Linked DNA regions of Homo sapiens: region 1 is linked to region 2. The links are chromatin loops, found by intact Hi-C in ENCODE. Cell type or tissue: pancreas. All regions are shown on one strand. Links, peaks and the distances in the headings refer to the core of each region. The heading gives the core; the rest is flanking DNA. Region 1 holds the start of NAA10 (N-alpha-acetyltransferase 10, NatA catalytic subunit). Region 2 overlaps L1CAM (L1 cell adhesion molecule).

Region 1 (8,000 bases), core at 1-8,000, 60 kb before region 2:
GGGGGAATGGGGGGAGTCTGGCCCGGCTGCGCTCTTGCCCCCTCGCTGAGCACAGTCGCTCAGCTGGTCTGAGAGTTTCCGGAGCCCCAGTGCTGTTCGTTCAGTCAACGAAGAAGCCTCTGCCCTCCTAGAGCTCGAATTTTGGTGGTGGGGGCGGGAGGAGCAGAGTGTAAGCAAGCAGACCTAGGTGGTGGTGAGAGTGACAGCTGTGGGAATAATACCACTGGAGAGGGTTGTGGGGGGGCTCTTTCCTATGGGGTGGCAGCAGGGAAGCACTGAGCAGGGGCCGAGTCAATCAGGGGTGTGTCTGAGGGACTGGGAGTCTGGGCAGGGTGGGGCATGTGGCACAGCAGGGGGGCCTGGCAGCCCGGGAGGATAAAGGCAGAGTGGGCAAGGGACGGACTCCAGCTGCCTGGTCTGATTCCATTGTTACCTGGGTCCTGGGGCTTGGAGGGGAGGGTGTTATGGGGGAAGTCTGTAGGGAACAGGGCAGAAGCTGGGACAGCAGAGGAAGCTGTAGCTGTCATCCCAGCCAGTGAGGGCTGGCCCAGGTGGGAGCTGGTGGGGACAGAGGGTTCACAGTCTGGTGGAGCAGCAGTGGGATTCCTGAGTCTCCAGTTCAGACGGAGAGATCTGGACTCACCATGAATGTTTTCAGTATCACAAGAATGTAGATGCTGCCTGGCACAGTGGCTCATGTCTATAATCCTAGCACTTTGGCAGGCTGAGACGGGAGGATCGCTTGAACCGAGGACTTCAAAACCAGTCTGGGCAACATAACGAGACCTGGTCTCTACAAAAAATTTTAAAAAATTAGCTGGGTGTCATGCACACCTGTAGTCCTAGCTACTCAGGAGGCTGAGGCAGGAGGACTGCTTAAGCCCAGTTTGAGGCTGCAATGAGTTATGATCACACCACTGCACTCCAGCCTGGGCTGGGCAACAGAGCGAGACTATGTCTCAAAAAAAAAAGGCCGGGCACGGTGGCTCACGCCTGTAATCCCAGCACTTTGGGAGACTGAGGCAGGTGGATCACCTGAGGTCAGGAGTTCAAGACCAGCCTGGCCAACATGGTGAAACCCCATCTCTACTAAAAATACAAAAATTAGCCAAGCGTGGTGGTGGGTGCCTGTAATCCCAGCTACTTGGGAGGCAGAGGCAGGAGAATCGCTTGAACCCAGGAGGCAGAGGTTGCAGTGAGCCGAGATCGCACCATTGCACTCCAGCCTGGGGGACAAGAGCAAGACTTGGTCTCAAAAAAAAAAAAAACAAAAAAAAAAAAACAGTACAGATGCTGCTGAGATCTATGAGGCAAAAAGGGAAATGGGGGCCCAGCAAAGGAGACAAGAATCAGTGGTGACGCAGGAAGAAAACCAAGCCAGGGGCTCCCTGAAGCCCAAGTGCTAGGAGCAGAGTGATAAGCTGTCTTGACTGCTGCCCAGGAGGCAACTCGAGCTGCTGAACACAGGAAAGGGCATGGCACCCAGTGGAAAGGGCATGGCACCCAGTGGAAAGGGCATGGCACCCAGTGGTGGCAAGGCCTGGGTGGTGAATGAATGAAGATTCATCATGCGTTTCTAAAGCCACGACTCCGACTCCACTGGTGAACCCTGGTACTGCGAGGACTATAGCAGGGGATCTTATTCTGGGGTCTGTGAGCTTCGAAACCGGGGGCGGAGAATCACATCTTTATTTGTACTAACCTCTAACTGAAACTAGCATTTGCTGCCATTATGAGTGGAGGCAATGAACCACATTGGTAATAGAAGTGCCTGGCTTTGTCACCGATAGAAATCCAGATGTGTTTACATTGCATTGCAGTTAGAGAGACATCTGCAAGTATCACATATATTCGTCACTACTTCCAAAGCAGCAGGGTTGTTAGACCTGCAGCTATATCTTAATATTTAATGCATTCATAGAGTGTGTGTTAGGGGCCACCAGTTCTAACTCAAAAATGAAATTGAAGGAATACATTTTAATAAGATATAGATGACATTAAACAATTACAAAAGTTATAATCAACAGGTAAATCGGCTGGGCATGGTGGCTCATGCCTGTAATCTCAGCACTTTGGGAGACTGAGGCGGGTGGATCACCTGAGGTCAGGAGTTCTGGACCAGCCTGGTCAACATGGCGAAACCCCGTCTCTACTAAAAATACAAAAATTGGGCTGGTCGCGGTGGCTCACGCCTGCCATTCCAGCACTTTGAAAGGCCGAGGCAGGTGGATCACTTGAGGTCAGGAGTTCGAGAACAGCCTGGCTGACATGGTGAAACCCCCATCTCTATTAAAAATACAAAAAATTAGCCGGGTGTGGTGGCGGGTGCCTGTAATCCCAACTACTGGGGAGACTGAGGCAGGAGAATCACTTGAACCCGGGAAGCACTCCAGCCTGGGCAACAGGAGCAAAACTCCATTAAAAAAAATAAAAAATAAAAAAAATAAATAAATAAATTAGCCGGGCTTGGTGGCGGGTGCCTGTAATCCCAGCTACTCAGGAGGCTGAAGCAGGAGAATCACTGGAACCTGGGAGGTGAAGGTTGCAGTGAGCTGGGATCACGCCACTGCACTCCATCCAGTCTGGGTGACAAGAGCGAAACTCCGTCTTAAAAAAACAAAAACCAAAAAACTAACCAACAAACAAAAAAACAGGTAAGTCATTATGCATCAACCAACATAACAGAATACAGAAGGCAAAAATCCAGACATTGAAGGAAATTCTTCTTTACCTTCCTGTGTCATGTCAAGCAGTCAAAAAATAAGTAAGGACTTGAACAATGTAACTCAAAAGACAGAATGAATACACACAGAACTAGTTTTTATTTATTTATTTATTTATTTATTTATTTATTTATTTATTTATTTTTGAGACAGGGTCTCTATCGCCCAGGCTGAGTGCAGTGGCACAATCATGGCTCAGTGCAGCCTCAACCTCCTGGGCTCAAGCGATCCTTCCACCTCAGCCACCCAGGTAGCTGGGACTACAGCTGTGTGCCATCACGCCCAGCTAATTCTTTAATTTTTTTTTTGTATAGATGGGGTCTCACTATGTTTCCCAGCCTGGTCTTAAACTCCTGGCCTCAAGTGATCCTCCCGCCTCGGCCTCTCAAAGTGCTGGGATTATAGGCGTGAGCCACTGTGCCCAGCCCAGGACTAGTTTTACTTCCTACAAAGAAGAATACACCAACTCTTATGGGCCACCATTTAAAGAGACATTTTCATAGTGGACTTCAATGTAATTGAGTCCATGATCCTTTTGAGAAGGGGCTGAACTGACAAGCCTCCCTGAGACAGGTGCCCCATGGAATGCTAGTGGAGAGAGAAGGAAAGAGAGTGGAATGGGCACTGGGCAGGGGCAGAGGGAGGAGGAGATGAGTTTGGGACCAATGGTGAGCCAGGACAGGAGTCAGATGAGATTGTGCATCTACTGGAAGACAGGCCTGTGAAGCCGGGAATGGGAGCTCCAAGGGAGTCACTTCTTAAGAGTTTCATGACAGGTCGTCGCCTCCATCAGGGTTCTTTGTTTCTTTTCTTTTCCTTTTTTTTTTTTTTTTTTTGAGACGGAGTCTGGCTCTGTTGCCCAGGCTGGAGTGCAGTGGCGCGATCTTGGCTCACTGCAAGCTCCGCCTCCCGGGTTCACGCCATTCTCCTGCCTCAGCCTCCCGAGTAGCTGGGACTACAGGTGCCCGCCACCACTCCCGGCTAATTTTTTGTATTTTAGTAGAGACGGGATTTCACTGTGTTAGCCAGGATGGTCTCGATCTCCTGACCTTGTGATCCGCCCGCCTCGGCCTCCCAAAGTGCTGGGATTACAGGTGTGAGCCTTTGCACCCGGCCGGGTTCTTTGTTTCTTTGAATCAACGTAACCACGACTACAATCACAATAGAGAACTTTTTTGTTTGTTTGTTTGTTCGTTTGTTTGTTTGTTTGAGATGGAGTCTCGCTCTGTCACCCAGGCTGGAGCGCAATGGCGTGATCTCAGCTCACTGCAACCTCCGCCTCCTGTGTTCAAGCTATTCTCCCGCCTCAGCCTCCCGAGTATACTGCTGGGATTACAAGTGCGTGCCACCACGTCCGGCTAATTTTGTATTTTTAGTAGAGATGAGGTTTCACCATGTTGTCCAGGCTGATCTTGAACTCCTGACCTCAGGTGATCCGCCCGCCTCGGCCTCCGAAAGTGCTGGGATTACAGGCGCAAGCCACAGCTCCCGGCCCGATAGACAACGTTTCTACACCCCAGGGCAGAGTTCTTTCATTCCATCTAGCAGTGTCTCATCCCCTTGCCCAGTCGGTTATATAGTTGTAGCCTGCCTGCTGCGCCCACCCCTGCTTTCATCTTTGTGGAGGACGCAGTGTCGCGGTTAAGATCGCTGGTTCTGGAGCCACGTCACCTGGGGTCAACCCAGGCTCTGACCCCTGGTAGCGATGCAGTGGCATCTGGGCGGGTCCTGCAGGCGCTAGCTGTCACTGTCTCTGTTATTCCAGTTTCGCGATCCCGAGTACGGGGAATGGTTTGGCTACCTGAGCCGAGAGGGCAAGGTGGCCCTCTCCATCAAGGGAGGTCCTTTCAAAGGTGAGTGGGGGAGAGGGCGGGGCCGCAGGGGTTGCGCCTCTCGGCTGCCCCCGGCCCTCACTACCTGCCCGCCTCTACCCGCAGGCTGCTTCCACGTGCCGCGGTGCCTAGCCATGTGCGAGGAGATGCTGGGCGCCCTGCTGAGCCGCCCCGCCCCCGCCCCCTCCCCCGCCCCCACCCCCGCCTGCCGAGGCGCGGAATAAAGGCTGAGTCCGCTCCACCTGCGGCTGTGCGCGCGTCTGTGGGCTCGCGGGAGGGGGGCTGTCGCGCCGAGGGAGGGGCCGGCTCCAGCTCCGGGGCAGCGCCCGCCCCGCCCCCAGGCCCGCCCCGCGCTGACCGGCTCCGCGCATTGGCCCGCCCCGTGCGCTGGCCTGTCCCGCGCATTGGCCAAGCGGCCGGGAGGACGGGCCCGGCGGCCGTGCACTTCCGGCCGGTGGCCGGCCCGGCGCGCACCGCCCCTTCCGCCGTCGCCCAGCGAGCCCAGCTCCGGTCCCAGCCCCGGCCGTCCCGGCGTCGCTTCGGAGCGCGGCGGCAGCTGACTGCGCCTTCACGATCCGCTGGGACCCGCGAGCCCCGCCGCCGTTATGAACATCCGCAATGCGAGGGTGAGCGCCCGGGGCGGGAGGCTGTCCGCGCCGCGTGGGCGCCGGGCCGGGTGGCTGCCGCGCATGCTCCCGAGGGCCCCGGCCGAGCCCGGCCCGGTGGCCCTGAGTGTGCCTGCGGCCGCTGGACCTATGGGGCTGGCCCAGCCCGCCGAAGAGGCCGGGGCGCGGGGCCGGGGCTGCGATTCCCTCCTGTTTGCGTGATGTCGGGCCTCCGTTGGGTGGGCTCCGGGGACCTCCGGGGCGCCCACTCCTGTTCCTGTGCTCCGGGCGTTGTGCAAAGTCAGATCGTCACAGTGCCTGCCCAGCCCCGAGGGAGCGGGGCCGAGCAGACCGACGGGGAGCAGGCTTCTCACCCGTGGTCACCGCCGCCTTAGACTGAGCGCGTTCCACTGCCCTCCTTCCCTGCAGCCAGAGGACCTAATGAACATGCAGCACTGCAACCTCCTCTGCCTGCCCGAGAACTACCAGATGAAATACTACTTCTACCATGGCCTTTCCTGGCCCCAGGTGGGCAGCTTCTGAATTTGGGCATGGGGGAAAGCAGGCCGAGGAAAATCCCATCTGGCCATCTTGGAGGGAGTGGACAAGTCTGTCAGAGCCCAGGGGGCTGTATGGTCGGTGGCGTCCTGGGTGTTTTCAGCTGGCAGACAGGGGCAAAGGAAAAGAAGGCGCCCGAAGGGAGCAGAGAATAGGGGCAGGATCCCCACTTTGCGTCTTCTTTCTGGGTATGGGCAGGGCACAGTGTGGCGAGGGGGAGACCAAGCCACTCAGCCCGGAGGTCATGAGCCATCACACAACTCGCCACTCGTCCAGTTTGTGTCCCTCTAAAGGGCTCTTCTAGCTCCGACAAGAAGTTTTCTCACTCTGTTTTCCTGTCACCAGCTCTCTTACATTGCTGAGGACGAGAATGGGAAGATTGTGGGGTATGTCCTGGCCAAAATGTGAGTCACCAAGGAGGAAGACAGAAGCTACACGTGTCTGGTGGATGCCTCTGTGGGCTTTAAAAAAAATGAATAGGCTTCTTCTTTTCAGTACAGTTGAAAGTTTATAGAAAAATTGAACAGAAAGGACATGGAGTTCTTATAGCACCCCTCAGCATCCCCTCCCTGCCAGCTTCCTCTGTTAGTAGCATGTTGGATTTGTGTGGTCCACTTGTGACAAGTGATAAATGAATGTGATATGTTACTATTATTATTATTACTATTATTATTTGAGACGGAGTCTTGCCCTGTCGCCCAGGCTGGAGTGCAGTCGCGTGATCTTGGCTCACTGCAACCTCCACCCCCTGGGTTCAAGCGATTCTCCTGCCTCAGCCTCCTTAGTAGCTGGGATTACAGGCACATGCCACCACACCTGGCTAATTTTTGTATATTTCAGTAGCAATGGGGTTTCACTACGTTGGCCAGGCTGGTCTCGAATTCCTGACCTCAGGTGTTTCCACCCACCTCTGTCTCCCAAAGTGCTAGGATTACAGGCGTGAGCCACTGCGCCTGGCCGATATATTATTATTAACTAAACCCATAGTTTACATTACTGCACTTCTCTTTGTGTTGTAAGCCCCATGGTTTTGACCAAATGACATGTGTCCACCTTCATATTATCGCAGGATAGTTTCACTGTGTTCCACGCATTCATCCCTCCCTCTCCTTAACCCGTGGCAACCACTGATTTTTTACTGTTTGCATGGTTTTGCCTTTTCCAGGATGTCACAGAGTTGGAATCATACTATATACAGCTTTTTCAGGCTGGCTTTTTTTCACTTAGTAATACACATTTAAGCTTCTGCCTTGTCTTTGCGTGGGTTGACAGCTCATTTCTTTTTTTATTTTTTGAGACAGGGTCTCGCTCTGTTGCCCAGGCTGGAGTGCAGTGGCATGATCATGGCTCACTGCAGCCTCAACCTCCCAGGCTCAAGTGATCCTCTCATGTCTGCCTCCCAAGTAGCTGGGACCACAGGCATGCGCCACCACATCCAGCTAATTTTTTGATTTTTTTTTTGTAGAGACAAAAAAAAGTGTTGTCCAGGCTGGTCTCGAACTCCTGGGCTCAAGCAGTCCTCTTGCCCCGGCCTGCCAAGTAGCTGGAACTATAGGCGTGTGCCCCACACCCGGCAGGCTTGGGGTTTTCAGGCAGCAGAGGGTGGCAGGATCGGCTGCTCTGATCCAAGAGGCTCCCGGCTCTCCCCCAGCTGGGGTCTTAGGGGGCTGTAGTGCATGTCCACTCTACAAATGGCAGGGGGGCTGGAGGTGGCTGTGCCTACACTGAGCTCCTTTGCAGCCTCTCCTTTCTCCCTCTCCAGGGAAGAGGACCCAGATGATGTGCCCCATGGACATATCACCTCATTGGTATGTAAGGTCCACCCAGGCTCTCTGGTGGGGGTGGAAGTGGGGGTTAGTTGGGGCAGCCCTCAAGGTCCCAGTCCCTCACCCCATCTCTGCTCTTCTCCCACCAGGCTGTGAAGCGTTCCCACCGGCGCCTCGGTCTGGCTCAGAAACTGATGGACCAGGCCTCTCGAGCCATGATAGAGAACTTCAATGCCAAATATGTCTCCCTGCATGTCAGGAAGAGGTGGAAGCCGGGCTGAGGGAAGGGGGATTGAGGGGGAGAGATACTGCCTTGACGGGGGTCCTGGGGTACCTCAGCTTTTGGTGAAGATCCAGGAAGTGGGATTGGGGGGAAGGAGGGACCAGGAGGAGGGGCAAGACCTGGACGTGCTACCCCTCCCTGGCCAAATCCGTGCAGCTCAGCAGTGCCTTGTTCCCCTGCAGTAACCGGGCCGCCCTGCACCTCTATTCCAACACCCTCAACTTTCAGTAAGT
Region 2 (12,587 bases), core at 4,588-12,587:
TGGGGCAGGGTTGGGCCTGGGACCTTCCCACCTCCTTGGCTCCTGGTCATTTCTCTCTGCTGCATCTGAGTCTCTCTCCATATTTATTGATGTTTGTGTGTGTATGATCCCGAAAGTAATACATCTTATTGTAGGACACTTGAAATATACAGAAAAGAACAAAAGAAATTAAGAATCGCTAGTGATCTGATCACCAAGAGGGAAACACGTTCAGCACGCCCCAGCCTCCCTGGTTTGCTACACCGCGCTCCTAAAAGGCTCCTCCCCAAGTTCCCAGCTGCCAGCTCCCTGCTGAGCATCAGGAGGACAATCAGCGCTTCAAGGTGGCGGGGTCCCCTGCCCTGCAGCCAGTGAAGAGCTTCCCTACCCAGGCGCTCAGGATCCCAGCGATGGGCAGTCGTGTACTGGGCAGCTGCTCATGGCCAGTGCTCCTTTGGGCCGGGCTCTGGGCTGCCCATGGAAGAGCCAGTGACAAACTGGACCAGCATTGTCCCTGTCTTCGTGGGGTGTCACTTGTTTTCTTTTTTCTTGATGATTATCTGAAGGGAAAAGGGAGGCAAAGAGTGAGGAAGGGCCTGGCCTGAGGGCTCCTACAGTGAGCAGGGTGCCCAGATTGTGCCCCCAATCGGCCTCTCCCAGGTCCGAGCCCTTTCCACCACTGGAACTACAGCTGGCGCCTTCCTTGGCATGCACCTGGCCAGGACTGGCAGGTGAGGGTCGAGGAGACAGGCCTGTGTGCCCTACCTTGATCACCAAGTTCCCTTTCAAAGCTCGAAATGGCTGCACTGAGTGCTTTTCTGGGTGTGAGGGTGATGCGGCCTCGCAGAGTGGCCCAGGCTCCAGGAGGGCACGTTCATGGGAGAACCTGGGGTAGTGGTGGGGTCCTGTGAGGAGGTCTGCCAGGATGGGGATCCCAGCCAAGACCCTGGTCTGCCAGGCATGAGTGGGGGCATGAGTGGGGGCCCTGCCTCCCTCCCTCGTGGTTCAGACAGTGGGGGAGGCGGGGGGTCTGGATGCCCTTCTAGGGTCCCCAGCAGGGTGCTCATTGCCCTGTCCTCTGCCCCTGCAATGGGCTGGGGCTGGGTCCCTGGGTGGGGCCATCTGGAATGGGCCTGCAGCATCCCTGCCCCTGCAGTCGCTGTCTTACTTGCTCTGATCTGGCCCATCTCGGACACCTCCTTCTCCTGCTTCCCCCGCCCCCCTGCTCTCTCCTCTGCAGCCTCCCACGTCTCCCTGTGCCCCACCCCCAGGGCCATCACCTTCCTCCTCCTTCTAGGCAGAAGCCTGCTGCTGCCGGGGATGGGGTGCACCACTCCCCGTCTCCTCCCTCTGCCTCTGCCTGCCTGGCCCTCCCTTCCCTCTTCCCCCTTCCCGTCAGGGCTCTGCTCCATCTCTCTGCTTACCCTTTTGTCTGTCTTCCACCGCTCTGCTCCTCTCCTTGTCCCCCCCAGCTGCCCCTGCCTCACCCTTGAGGGCCCTGAGGTTGTGCCCTGTCCAGCAGCCACTCAGCACCCTTCTGCTGGACTCTACGCCTTGGGGTTGGGCCCAGACCCCCCATGGGGGCCTTGTCTGAGTGGAAGGCTGTATGGGGGGTGCCTGGTGAGCAGCAGCCAGACGAGCACTGGGGGAGGTAGCCCGCCCAGCTTGCCTCTTCCCCAGATATCAACAGGGTCTTTGTGGCTTCCTGAAGGCTGTGGCTGGAAAAAGAGGGAGGAGCTGGGGAGGGTCTGGCCGCTGTTCTTTCTAGAAGCTTTTCTTTGTCCAGTGGCCCCCAGCCCAGGTCCCCGTGTTCTTCCCAGGTTGGAAAGCTGCAGAGGGAGTGCCCAGCCACTGTCAGTCAGCAGCTCCTGCTCATCTCTGGCCCTTACACCCAGCAGGGGCAGCTGCGAGGGCCAGGGGTTGGGTGGGGCAGGAGGGTGGCAGCGTCCTGGGCTCCATGCACTTGGCCAAAGAGGACTTCTGAACCCGTCCATCCCAGTGCGGGTCTGAGAGTGGAACTTGAGGGAAAGGGACTGAGTCCCGGGAGCCCCTCTGCCCCCTGCCCTCCAGCCAGGCAGACTTCCTATCTGCATGTATGGGGTTTGTGTCTCTGCTTGTGTGTGTGTATTTGTGTGTGTGTAACCTCCAGTATTCCTGTTTGTCTGGGTGGGGTCATATATTTGGTTGCATGTGTGTGTGTGTTCGTGAACCAGCATGCACACACATATTGTCATGAGGCCACGTGGGTCTCCTCAGATGCCCCAACAGGGCCTGTGCTGGGAAGGGGTGGGGCTGAGGGTGGCTGCTGCAGTGGCTGGATGGGGACAGAGCCTCTGGCCAACCCAGGCTGTGCTTCAGTGGAGGGGGGTTCCCTGTGGCCCTGTCTCCCAGCCATCTGCGTCTGTGTTCATGACTTAGGAATGCCCAAGCCCTGGGGATCACAGAGGCCCCATTGTCCGCCCCCGGGCTTCCTGTGTCCCCCTCTGCCCTTTAACCCCTCGGGAGTGGGGCCCCTGGAGGGGGCCCGTGGGGCCTGGCAGTGTCTGAGCTGTTTCCAGGCACCCCCACCCCGCCCCCCGCAAACCAACACAGGCTAGGTATCCCAGGACTGCTGTGGGCCAGGGCCTCTCCCTGCCCCAGGCTGGGCTCCTTCCCTGCTCTCCTTTTCAGGCCACAGCCCCAGGAACTGGATGCAGTCTGTTCCTTCTGGCCTGGCCGCTGAAGCCCCCTCTAGTGCTAGGGTCATCCTAGCTCCCTGAGGAGGCCTGGGGCCTGAGAGGAGCCCTAGTTTTGCTGCCACCTCATTTCTCTCGCCTTCTAGGGGTCTCGGAGGCTGAAGCCTTGCCGCCTGCTGGGCATCAGTATCTCCTTCGACACAAGAATGGGGCCACTGCTGTCCCTAAATGCTGATTGGAGAGGGGCCTCTTTGGGAGGGGTTCTGGAGCCTCTGGTTGCAAGAAAGGTATCAGAACAAGTCCAGATTCCAGAGAGCAGAAGAGGGGACCAAGAAACCAGCCTGTCCCCAAGCCCAAAAGGGAAAGGAGTTGGCCTTCTCTTGGACTGAGTACCTGGATGGGGGACTTGGGGGTTTGTTTGGTGTCGGGCTTCAGCTCTGTGCTGAGACGTGATGTTGATCACATCCTACTTCCGCATGGCCTCCATCCCAAGATGTCACTCCCTGCCCCCGACATTTGCCTGCCATCTGCCTGGCAAGTAAGCCCTCCCCACGGGGCAGGATGGCTTGGAGGCCATCCTCGCCCAGGCCCCTGGTTCCCTGGGAAGCCCAGCAGGCACACATGTTGGGATGCCAGAGCCTCTGAGAGGCAGCTTAGGGAGCCACCACGCCCTCTAAAACCCCACCCCTGCTGAGACCCAGTGCCAGCTCTGTGATCTTGGACACAGTTTCCAGTTTTCTGAGCCTCCGTGTCCTCATCTGTAAAATGGGGATGATGATAGCACCTCCCTCCCTGAGGCAAATCTGGGGAGGAGATGAGTGGATGTGAGTGGAAGTGCTCATGAGGCTTTCTGGTACGTGGTAAGTCCACGCTGTAAGTTGATTTAATAGAACAGACCACAGAGGCATGTGATTGTGGGGATGGAGTGGGGCTCCTCCCTCCCTTCCCCAGTAGTCAAGACCGTCCTCCCTGAACCCCACAAAGGGTTAACCTCCGTCTCTTTTCCCCATCTTTTAAGGAGAATGGTCCATTACAGGTGAGTTGTAGTTGCCTTGGAGACTGAAGCCTCAGGCGAGATGAGGGGGCTGAGGGCTCACTCTCTCCTAAGGGTACCCTCTTAGGGAGGGGTGAGGTTGGGAGTGCAGGGACTAAGCAGCAGTCATAAAGGACTTCTGGGCCCCCAGGTACCTGTGGGGGCTCCCTGGAGCAGCCCCCTTTATGTGCTGTCTACATAACACATAACAAGGCTTTCCTCTGGCTTCCCCCACCTCTGGGACTTGGGCTGCATCACCATAGAAACCCGCCAGCCACGGCCTGGGGAGCGGGGCGGGGAGGGCCAGCGGGAGCCTTAAAGGGACACAGTGCACAGGGTGTAGGTGACACCCACACCATCGTATACACACCAACAGGCACAGAAGCCCCCCAGGCTCCCAGGCCTGCAAGCACATGGGCCCAGCACCACACTCTGACCCTTTCATGTGCCCTGTGCTGAGCCCCCAGCCCCACCCCCACTCTGGCCCACTGAGTCACCAGGCACCATGTCCCCAGGAGACAAGGGCAGGAGAAGCCGGATAGTCTCTGCTGTGCTGTTGAAGGGCTCTCTTGTTGCTTCTCCTTTGAGAGGAACTCCAGGCAGAACCTGAGAACTGACAGGCAGGTGTGCAGGGCACATGTGCAGGGCACCGCTGGAGGTTCCCTTCTCAAGGTGTGTGGTGGTGGTGGTGATGGGGTGTGTGTGTGTGTTTTCAGGGAGGAGGCAGTCACTCCAGGTCTAGCCAGGCTCCACAACCTCCCAGGTCCCTCCCTGGCAAGCTGCTTCCCATCAGACCAAAGCAGGCACTTTGGAGCAGAGGACAGAGGACTCCCTGAGGGACCTGCGGGTGTAGTGGGAGGCCAGGTGGGGTGGGATGGGGCAAGGCTCTTCTGGGGCTGAACCCCTCCCTGTAGGCTGCTGGGCGTGACCCTTGCCTCCCTGGCCCTTTCCCACCGGGGAGGATGGGTTTGGGACCGGACTTACTCAGGAATGGCCCCATCTTCAACTGCCCCAGCACAGCGGCCACTGTCCACTCAGTGCATGGTCACGCAGGCTCACTCTTGGCCTAACACATGTGCGTCTCCTCCAGCCAGGTGACCACTTACTCCCAGCCAGCAGCAATATTGGAAGGCTTCCCTGGGATTTTCTGGGTGCTTCCCCCTCCCCCCGTTCCTACCCGCAGCAGGAATCCCCCGACCCCCACCTGTTCCCTGGCATGGCATGGGTCAGCCAGCAGTGTGCCATTCATCCTGTCTCACGGCCGTCCCTTGCCCAGTGCCACAAGTGGGCAGGGCCTTGATGCTCTGTTGCGTGGGGCTTTGTAGGCCCCTCCGGCCCCAGCTCACAGCTGCTCCACCCTCTGTCTGTCTCTCTACCCTGCTCCCAGGCCAGCGTGACGTCCACGCCGGGAAGCCCCTCCACTGACCCAGGCCCATCTTCCCTCCTCCCCGCCCCTTGCCTGGCACAGCCCCCAGGGACAAGGACGCTGTGCAGGCGGCCTGCGCGCACGCGCACGTGCACACGCCCACCCCCACCCCTCACTCTTCTCGCTCTTTCTGCCATTTCTCAGCGGCGCACTCTGCAGCTGCCTCTCACCCTTTGTGCTCCGGTTTCCTCTTCTCTCCCTTTCTCTGCTGCCTGGGTCTCCGTTTCGGAATTTCCCCACCCCCTAACCATCTCCATCGTGGTTAGCGCTGTCTTCCTACGTCTGTCTTTGTCTCCTGCTCCCCCCTGCCTCTTCTCACTCTGTCTGTCACCCTTGGCAGACCCGGCCTTGGCTCCATCTGTGGAACACTCCCCCCTCCCCGCTCCTTTGCCCTTAGTGGTGCTGGTGGGGGGTAGAGGGCCTGCTGAGCTGACAACCCTAGCTGCTTGCTCTGTAATTGCCTGAGGAATGGTGAGAGATCAGAGACCCAGCAGCAGTGGGAGGAGAGGAGGGAGCGCCCCCTCCCAGCTGTTATATCTCGCAACCTTCTGGCTGCTTCCTGCCTGTCTCCGACTGCCCAGGGCGGTGGCAAGCTAGGTGGCAAATACTGGGAGACCAAAAAAGAAGTTGGATATGAGCCTGTGGGGAGATGGGATGGGGCTGGGATGGGGCAGGGAGCGGGGACCAGGGGTTTGGGGATATTGTATTTCCCCTGAGCGTACATGCCAAACACCATTCCAGGATTCTAGATTTGGAGGACAAATAGAGGAACTTGCGTGGCAGAAATTATCGACCTCCAGAGCACCCAAAAGCCTCTGACATGCAGGAGGGTCCTTCTTTGAGCTTTTCCTTGCTCCGGTTTCCTCCCCTCCCCCTCCTAAGACCAGTGCTCAGAGCTCCCAAGGCTGCTGTTTGATCATCTGCTCTCTGATCCGAGTCTCCTACTGCTCCTACAGGCCTTGAAGTTGAGGCCAGTGCTGCCTGGGGCCTCCCCTGATCCACTGGCTTTGTAGGGAGAGGCCGGGGTGGAACAGATCCACTGTTGCTCTTCCCTTCTGGGCCCAGGTCCAGCTCTTGCAGGCTGGGAATCACTCTTCTTACCCTCCAAGTCATCTCTTGGCCTCCAGGCCATGCACGCTGACCCACCCTGCTGCTTCTCCACCACCCTCTGCAGCAAGCTCTTGCCCAGAGTCCCCACGGGATCTGCCGCATTCACAGCTCTTCTTGGGTCACTCTGTTACACAAAACTGACAAGGCCCAGAGCCTTAGCACAGCATGGCTGACTTCTCTACCATCCTTTCGGTGTTCCTGCTGAGGCTCGGTGCCCGCTTTGATAAGGTCCTGGCTGGGCAGAGGGAGGATGCACAGTATGGATTTAATGAAGGCGTCTAGTCTGGGACTTCAGCCTCCAAGCTCTGTCACCTAACAACACCCTTTCTTGCCTTGCCTGCACTTTAACCACTTCCTGTTTGGAATTGAAGTGGTCTGGCCACTTGGGAGTCTGTTTCCTCTTGTCATTGTCAGAGGAGCCCCCTCTTTCAGACCCTTAGTCTTTGGCTCCCCTTACTTGTAGGTGAATATGGACATGGCCGGTGTGGCTTGGGTTTGGGGTGGACACATGCAGCAGTTGAGCTCTGAAGACTCAGACAAAGACCTAGAAATTGGGACTTTGAGACACACAAGAAGTGTTAGAAACACTGTCACGGAAAATGTCCCAGAGCTTGTCCTGACCCCTGTCCTGACCCTAACCTGGAGCATCTGGAAGGGAGGAGGCCTCAGTGGCCTCTCTTGACCCCCAGGGGGCTGAGGAGCAGCAGGGGGTTGTTTTCCTCCTTCCTCTCTTCTCCCACACCAGTTCTCAAGGGAAGGCTTCCTTCCCCATTCTTTCTCTCTTTTTTTTGAGATGGAGTTTCGCTCTTGTTGCCCAGGCTGGAGTGCAATGGTGCGATCTTGGCTCACTGCAACTTCCGCCTCCTGGGTTCAAGAGATTCTCCTGCCTCAGCCTCCCAAGTAGCTGGGATTACAGGAATGCACCACCACGCCAGGCTAACTTTTTTTTTTTTTTTGAGACAGAGTCTTGCTCTGTCACCCAGGCTGGAGTACAATGGCGCAATCTCCGCTCACCGCAACCTCTGCCTCCTGGGTTCAAGTGATTCTCCTGCCTCAGCCTCCTGAGTAGCTGGGATTACAGGCATGAGCCACCACGCCTGGCTTTTTTTTTTTTTTTTTTTTTTTTTTTTGTATTTTTAGTAGAGACAGGATTTCACCATGTTGGCCAGGCTGGTCTCAAACTGCTGACCTCATGATCCGCCTGCCTCAGCCTCCCAAAGTGCTGGGATTACAGGCGTGAGCCACCACGCCCAGCCCTAATTTTGTATTTTTACTAGAGACAGGGTTTCACCATGTTGGCCTGGCTGGTTTTGAACTCCTGACTTCAGGTGATCCACCCACCTCGGCCTCCCAAAGTGCTGGGATTACAGGCATGAGCCACTGTGCCTGGCCTTTTATTTTTATTTTTATTTATTTTTTTAGACAGAGTCTCACTCCATCACCCAGGCTGGGGGGCAGTGGCACGATCTTGGCTCACTGCAACCTCCGCCTCTCAGGCTCAAGTGATTCTCATGCCTCAGCCTCCCAAGTAGCTGGCATTACAGGCGCCCACCACCAAGGCTAATTTTTTTTCTTTTTGTATTTTTAGTAGAGACGGGGTTCCGCCATGTTGGCCAGGCTGGTCTCAAACTCCCAACCTCAAGAGATCCACCCACCTCAGCCTCCCAAACTACTGGGATTACAGGCGTGAGCCACCACGCCTGGCCCTTTCCCCATTCTTTCTTCATTTTCCTGAAACTATTTTGTGAAATGCTGCCATCTTGGGCCCCTTTCCTCCCTTCTCTATCCCACTTCCCAATCCCCCCATTAGCTTTTTAGGTCTGTACAGCACCCAGGCATCAGTTGGCTCTGAAAGCTATAGCAATGTGACTGCAAGAAGAATTCTTCTCTACATGTGTGTGCACACAGAGATAATAGATACAGGGATTCATCCCCACAGATACATAAAGACATACAAGAAGACACACGTAGCTAGCAGACTTGTGTGTTGATTCCCTCAGGCACACACACTAACACACCCACTCATGAGTGCAACCCCTCCCAGAGAAGACACACCACAGAAATACCAGCTCACATACAGCTCACTCCCTGCTTGCAGATCCACAACCACACACATGCCCACGGACACCTGCACATGCAGACACATACGGGGATGTGCATGCCATGCACAGGGGAGCTGATGGGGCAACAAGTTGGTGCTGGGAAGGCAGCTGGCAGGAAAGGTGCAGACAGAGAGTAGAGAGGGAATAAAAGGCAACCTAGAGGCCCAGCCAGGGCTATCTCTTCCAGATTTCTCCCTCCAAGGTGGGGAGGGGTGCGGATGGGGAGGGGAGGGCTGGAGAAGCCGGCCAGCTGGGGGCGGGGCTGAGGGCGGGGCCAAGAGCCCGGGCTTACCCAGATGTTAGTCACTAACGTCCTTCCGTTCTCTCGTCTCTCTTCCCCCACCCTTCCCTTCCCTTCTCCCCTCTCCCAGTGCCCCCACTCCCAACTCCCGCCCCAAGCCGCCCACCAGCCCCCTTCCCCTCCGGCCGGAGCCTGAACCGAGCCCGGCTGGCTGTGCTGCGCGGTGCCGCCGGGAAAGATGGTCGTGGCGCTGCGGTACGTGTGGCCTCTCCTCCTCTGCAGCCCCTGCCTGCTTATCCAGATCCCCGAGGAATGTGAGTAGCTGAAGGGAGCCTGGGCGCCTACCTTCGCCGCTATGTTGGGCCCCTCTTTATCTTCTACCTCCTCACCTTCTCCCTGTTCCGGACCCTGACTCCTCTCCCTGGCCTTTCCTGGGCACAGGGTGGGCAGGAGATAGCCAGGACGTTGGGTACCCCCGGAGAGAAGGGCAGGGTAGAAGGTGCGGGGCGTGTCAGGACCATGGACAGGGACAGGCGCGGCCGCCGGGGCGATTTCAGCACCAGGGACAGCGAACCTGGAGCAGGGCCCCGAGGTCTTGGGCCTCCTCCATGCTCTCCTTAGCCCGCCCCATCTCTGCCCGCCCCACTCCGACTCCTCCGCTTCCATCCCCCACCACAGGGGTGTGGCAGCAGGAGAATGGGGTCGTCCCCAGCCCTCAGCTGGCTTGTGCAAAGGCCTGTGTTCAAGTCTTGTCCCCATTTCTCTTTCCCCTCCTGGGCCCTTGGTCACCCTGTCTCTGAACTGAGACAGGAAAAGGTGGCTTGAAAAACCCTGGTCCCAGCCCAGCAGCCTTCTGGACCCTTTTTTGTGTGTAGTTATTTGGTGGGGGTGGGGGCAGGGCTGCTGGAGCATGTGTCTATGGTTGTAACATTTGTTGGGGGCACAAGCAGGTGAGTGGATGTTGGGGAGTGTGGCCGTAGGGTTGTGATTAAGCATGGATACACTGTGTATGTCTGTGTGTTCTTGTGATTGACTGAGCGTAGATATTCGTGAATGTGATTTTGACTTCCTTACATGGGTGACTGTGTGAGTCACTCTGTTACTTACTGGCCAGGCTTGTGGAGGTCGGGAGGTATTTGACCACGACATTTGATTGCATTGGGTCATGTGTATGTGTGAGTGGGGCTGAATGTAAGTACACACTTGCGTGTGGGGGGTGTTACCGTGATGGTGTTTTCTCCTGTAAGTAGCTGTCAGGCCGTGTGAGGGGCATGTCACAGGGTATCATGTGTGAGGGCATTTGTGTCTCTTGAGCTACCAGGCTCCAGTCCCTTCCCAGCCTCACCTTGACACCTTTGTCTCTGGGCCTGGACAAGGAGGAGGCCAGTGTCACTGAGAGACGAGTTGGCGGATAGGGGTTGGGAAGACTGTCTGTGCCAGCAGTGGGACAGGGGCTGCGAGAGAGAGGCTGGGGAGGCACCTGGCGTTGGGAGGCAGTGAGGGCTTGGAGGAGGTAAAGGGGCTGGCCCCTTAGACACATACATGGAGGGCCAGGGCCAGGCAGACTCCCTTGGTACAGATGCACATGGACACATGCACACAGGTGCATGAAGACAAGGCAGGTGCAGGGATGAAGGAGCAGAGCCGCTGAGAGGCCACACAGGTGGAAACACACACCAGTGAGGCTTTTAGACCCAGAGGACACAGAGGTGGATACACAATATAACACTGTACAGTGGAATGCAAGCCGTGCATTCTCTACAGAAAGATGGGAGTGGGGAGAGAGAACTAGGCCAAAAGGCCATGGCAGCTCCAAGGCTGCCCTGGTCACTGACCAGCACTTGTTCTTGACCCTGATACGACACAGTGGGCAGTGGCAGGCAGCCGGCCCTCCCTGTTGGAACCTGTCTTCCATCTCTCCCTCCCCAGCCACTCCAGCCCCCTTTGTCTCTTTTCCTGCTTCCTCCACCTAGTTGGCTTTCTGCATCCTGTCATCCCTGTCACCATCTCCCTCCCCAGCTCAGGGCCCTCTGCAGTGTCCCCAGGGAGCCCCCTCCTCCCTCCCTGGACCTTCACACTGAGGTCTTCTGCAGAGACAAAGCTTTCAGAGGCAGCCTGCTGCTCCCTCCCTCCCTCTTCTCCCTTCCTCGAGGCCGCCCTGGCCAGTGCTCTGCAGAGTCCTGGGGCTGGGACAGCAGCTCTGGCCTCTGCCCCAGAGAGCTTGGTGGCTGTCTGGGAGGAAGGAGGGAGAAGAGGAGGGCTGGCGCCAACCCCGCAGGCTATGGAAACTCAGAGGCAGCAGGGCCTTTGGGATAGTTTTCAGGGGGAGGGGGCAGCAGGGCTCTGAAGGCTGGGCCCTGGTAATTGAAAACACTCAGCTGTGCTAATTGGATTAGGAGGGAAGCAGGCTGGAGCAGGGGACGGTGCCTTCCAAGGCATCCTGAATGGGTGGGGTCAGTTCTGCAGGCCCTGCCAGGCCCTGCCAGGGGGCTGCAAGGACACTCCTTGTTAAAGGCAAGAATTTCTCTCTCCCTGTCTGCTAGAGCTGGAGGCATGGCCTGGCTGCCTCTGGGCTACATGCCCTGTGTGTCTATCCAGTGGAGCTCCTCTCCCTGGGCATCTCTCTGTCCCATCTCCCTGGGCTTGACCTGCCACTGCTCCAGCCCAGCGTGTGCCCCCTTGTTGCCACTGCCAGGGCCTCCTCTCCTGCCATTCCCTCTCCACGGGGGGGCTGCAGGAGCTTACTATGTCCCCTGCCATCTGCCCCACTCTGGGGCTGCCTGTCAGTATTTCTCTCCATTCCCTCCCTTGCTGCCTGCCTGGATTTCTCAGATGAAGGACACCATGGTAAGTTGGGGAGGGGTGAGAGTGTTTCCCAGAAGGCCAAGGAGAAGGGTAAGGAGGCCCTCAGCTGAGCCTGCACCCCCGCCCTCCTGAGTGCCGGGGCCCTGCTCGGCTCTCCCTGAGCACCATGTGCTTCTCTCACCTGTGTGGGGCTGGCTTTGTTCTGTCTCTGCCCCAGCCTGGGTACTCTGTCACCCTCACTGTTCCTCTCTGCCATTCTCTCTGGTCCCTTCTCCCCTGTCTGGGGTTTGTCCTTCTTGGTTTCTGTGTCTTGGCTTTTGTTGCCCCCGCTTCTTTCTGTCATACCCTTTTTGTCTTTCTCAGGCATCTCTTTGTAACTTACGTGGCTGTCCCCTCTCTCCCTCTTTTCATGTCCCACAAGCCTCTTTTGTTCTTCCCCTCCGTTCGTCCCCCTGTGGCCATGGGGCCTCCAGGGGCTCTGGACCCTGCTTCCCTCACGATGGGACAGGTGCTGAGGCTATGACACCAGCCAGGCAGCACCCTCACCACCGCTCTCTCCACCCTGTCTTCAGTGATGGAGCCACCTGTCATCACGGAACAGTCTCCACGGCGCCTGGTTGTCTTCCCCACAGATGACATCAGCCTCAAGTGTGAGGCCAGTGGCAAGCCCGAAGTGCAGTGAGTGATCTCTGCCGTCTCAGCCCCTGTTGCCTGCCACTGACCCCGGCCTTGTGCCTCCCTGGACTGCCTAACTTCTAAGCCCAGAAGCCCCAAACCTTGCTAATCACCCCAAGTCCTCGCCATCTCCCAGTCCATCCCCTGGGGGCCCTGGCTGCTTGCACCTGTCCCTCCAGCCTGTTCCAGCCCCCGTTGGGTTCCAGGGCCTCAGGCCTCTGGGCCTTTTTCCGCCCACAGGTTCCGCTGGACGAGGGATGGTGTCCACTTCAAACCCAAGGAAGAGCTGGGTGTGACCGTGTACCAGTCGCCCCACTCTGGCTCCTTCACCATCACGGGCAACAACAGCAACTTTGCTCAGAGGTTCCAGGGCATCTACCGCTGCTTTGCCAGCAATAAGCTGGGCACCGCCATGTCCCATGAGATCCGGCTCATGGCCGAGGGTGCGAGGCGCTGCAGGGACCAGGGAGGGCAGGTCCCGGAGTTCGTGTGGGATTGTGGGCTGGAAGCTGCTGTCAGCCAGTTGTCTCGTGGCGAGGGG

What was found. Hi-C counts contacts between places; a loop is a spot of excess contacts. Peaks named below come from ENCODE experiments on the same cell type or tissue, not always from the same donor. Only the 100,000 strongest peaks of a DNase experiment are listed, where the experiment ranks them.
Region 1: a loop joins it to region 2, with 5 times the contacts of the local background. A loop is called at or near these places in 5 of 110 quality-filtered maps.

Annotation. Positions count from the first base shown.
Region 1 is chrX:153,932,065-153,940,064 of GRCh38, reverse strand. NAA10 (N-alpha-acetyltransferase 10, NatA catalytic subunit) reads left to right here and starts at 5,028. Exons shown (of 8, transcript NM_003491.4): 1 at 5,028-5,181; 2 at 5,590-5,688; 3 at 6,064-6,122; 4 at 7,481-7,526; 5 at 7,634-7,749; 6 at 7,950-7,994. The coding sequence starts at 5,161. It overlaps RENBP (renin binding protein), which reads left to right. Exons shown (of 11, transcript NM_002910.6): 10 at 4,489-4,576; 11 at 4,661-4,796. The coding sequence ends at 4,779. RefSeq lists enhancers at 1-620, 3,758-4,262, 4,263-4,768 and a silencer at 4,759-5,338. In pancreas, for the core only: no CTCF peak of the experiment used is centred there; DNase peaks (open chromatin) are centred at 4,954, 5,454 and 7,354; H3K4me3 peaks cover 1,596 bases.
Region 2 is chrX:153,872,054-153,884,640 of GRCh38, reverse strand. L1CAM (L1 cell adhesion molecule) reads left to right here. Exons shown (of 29, transcript NM_001278116.2): 2 at 8,697-8,880; 3 at 11,399-11,413; 4 at 11,944-12,049; 5 at 12,287-12,489. The coding sequence starts at 8,805. It overlaps L1CAM-AS1 (L1CAM antisense RNA 1), which reads right to left and starts at 3,969. Exons shown (of 7, transcript NR_130768.1): 1 at 3,923-3,969; 2 at 745-930; 3 at 368-693. RefSeq lists enhancers at 2,076-3,073, 5,047-5,106. In pancreas, for the core only: no CTCF peak of the experiment used is centred there; DNase peaks (open chromatin) are centred at 5,040, 9,130 and 12,250.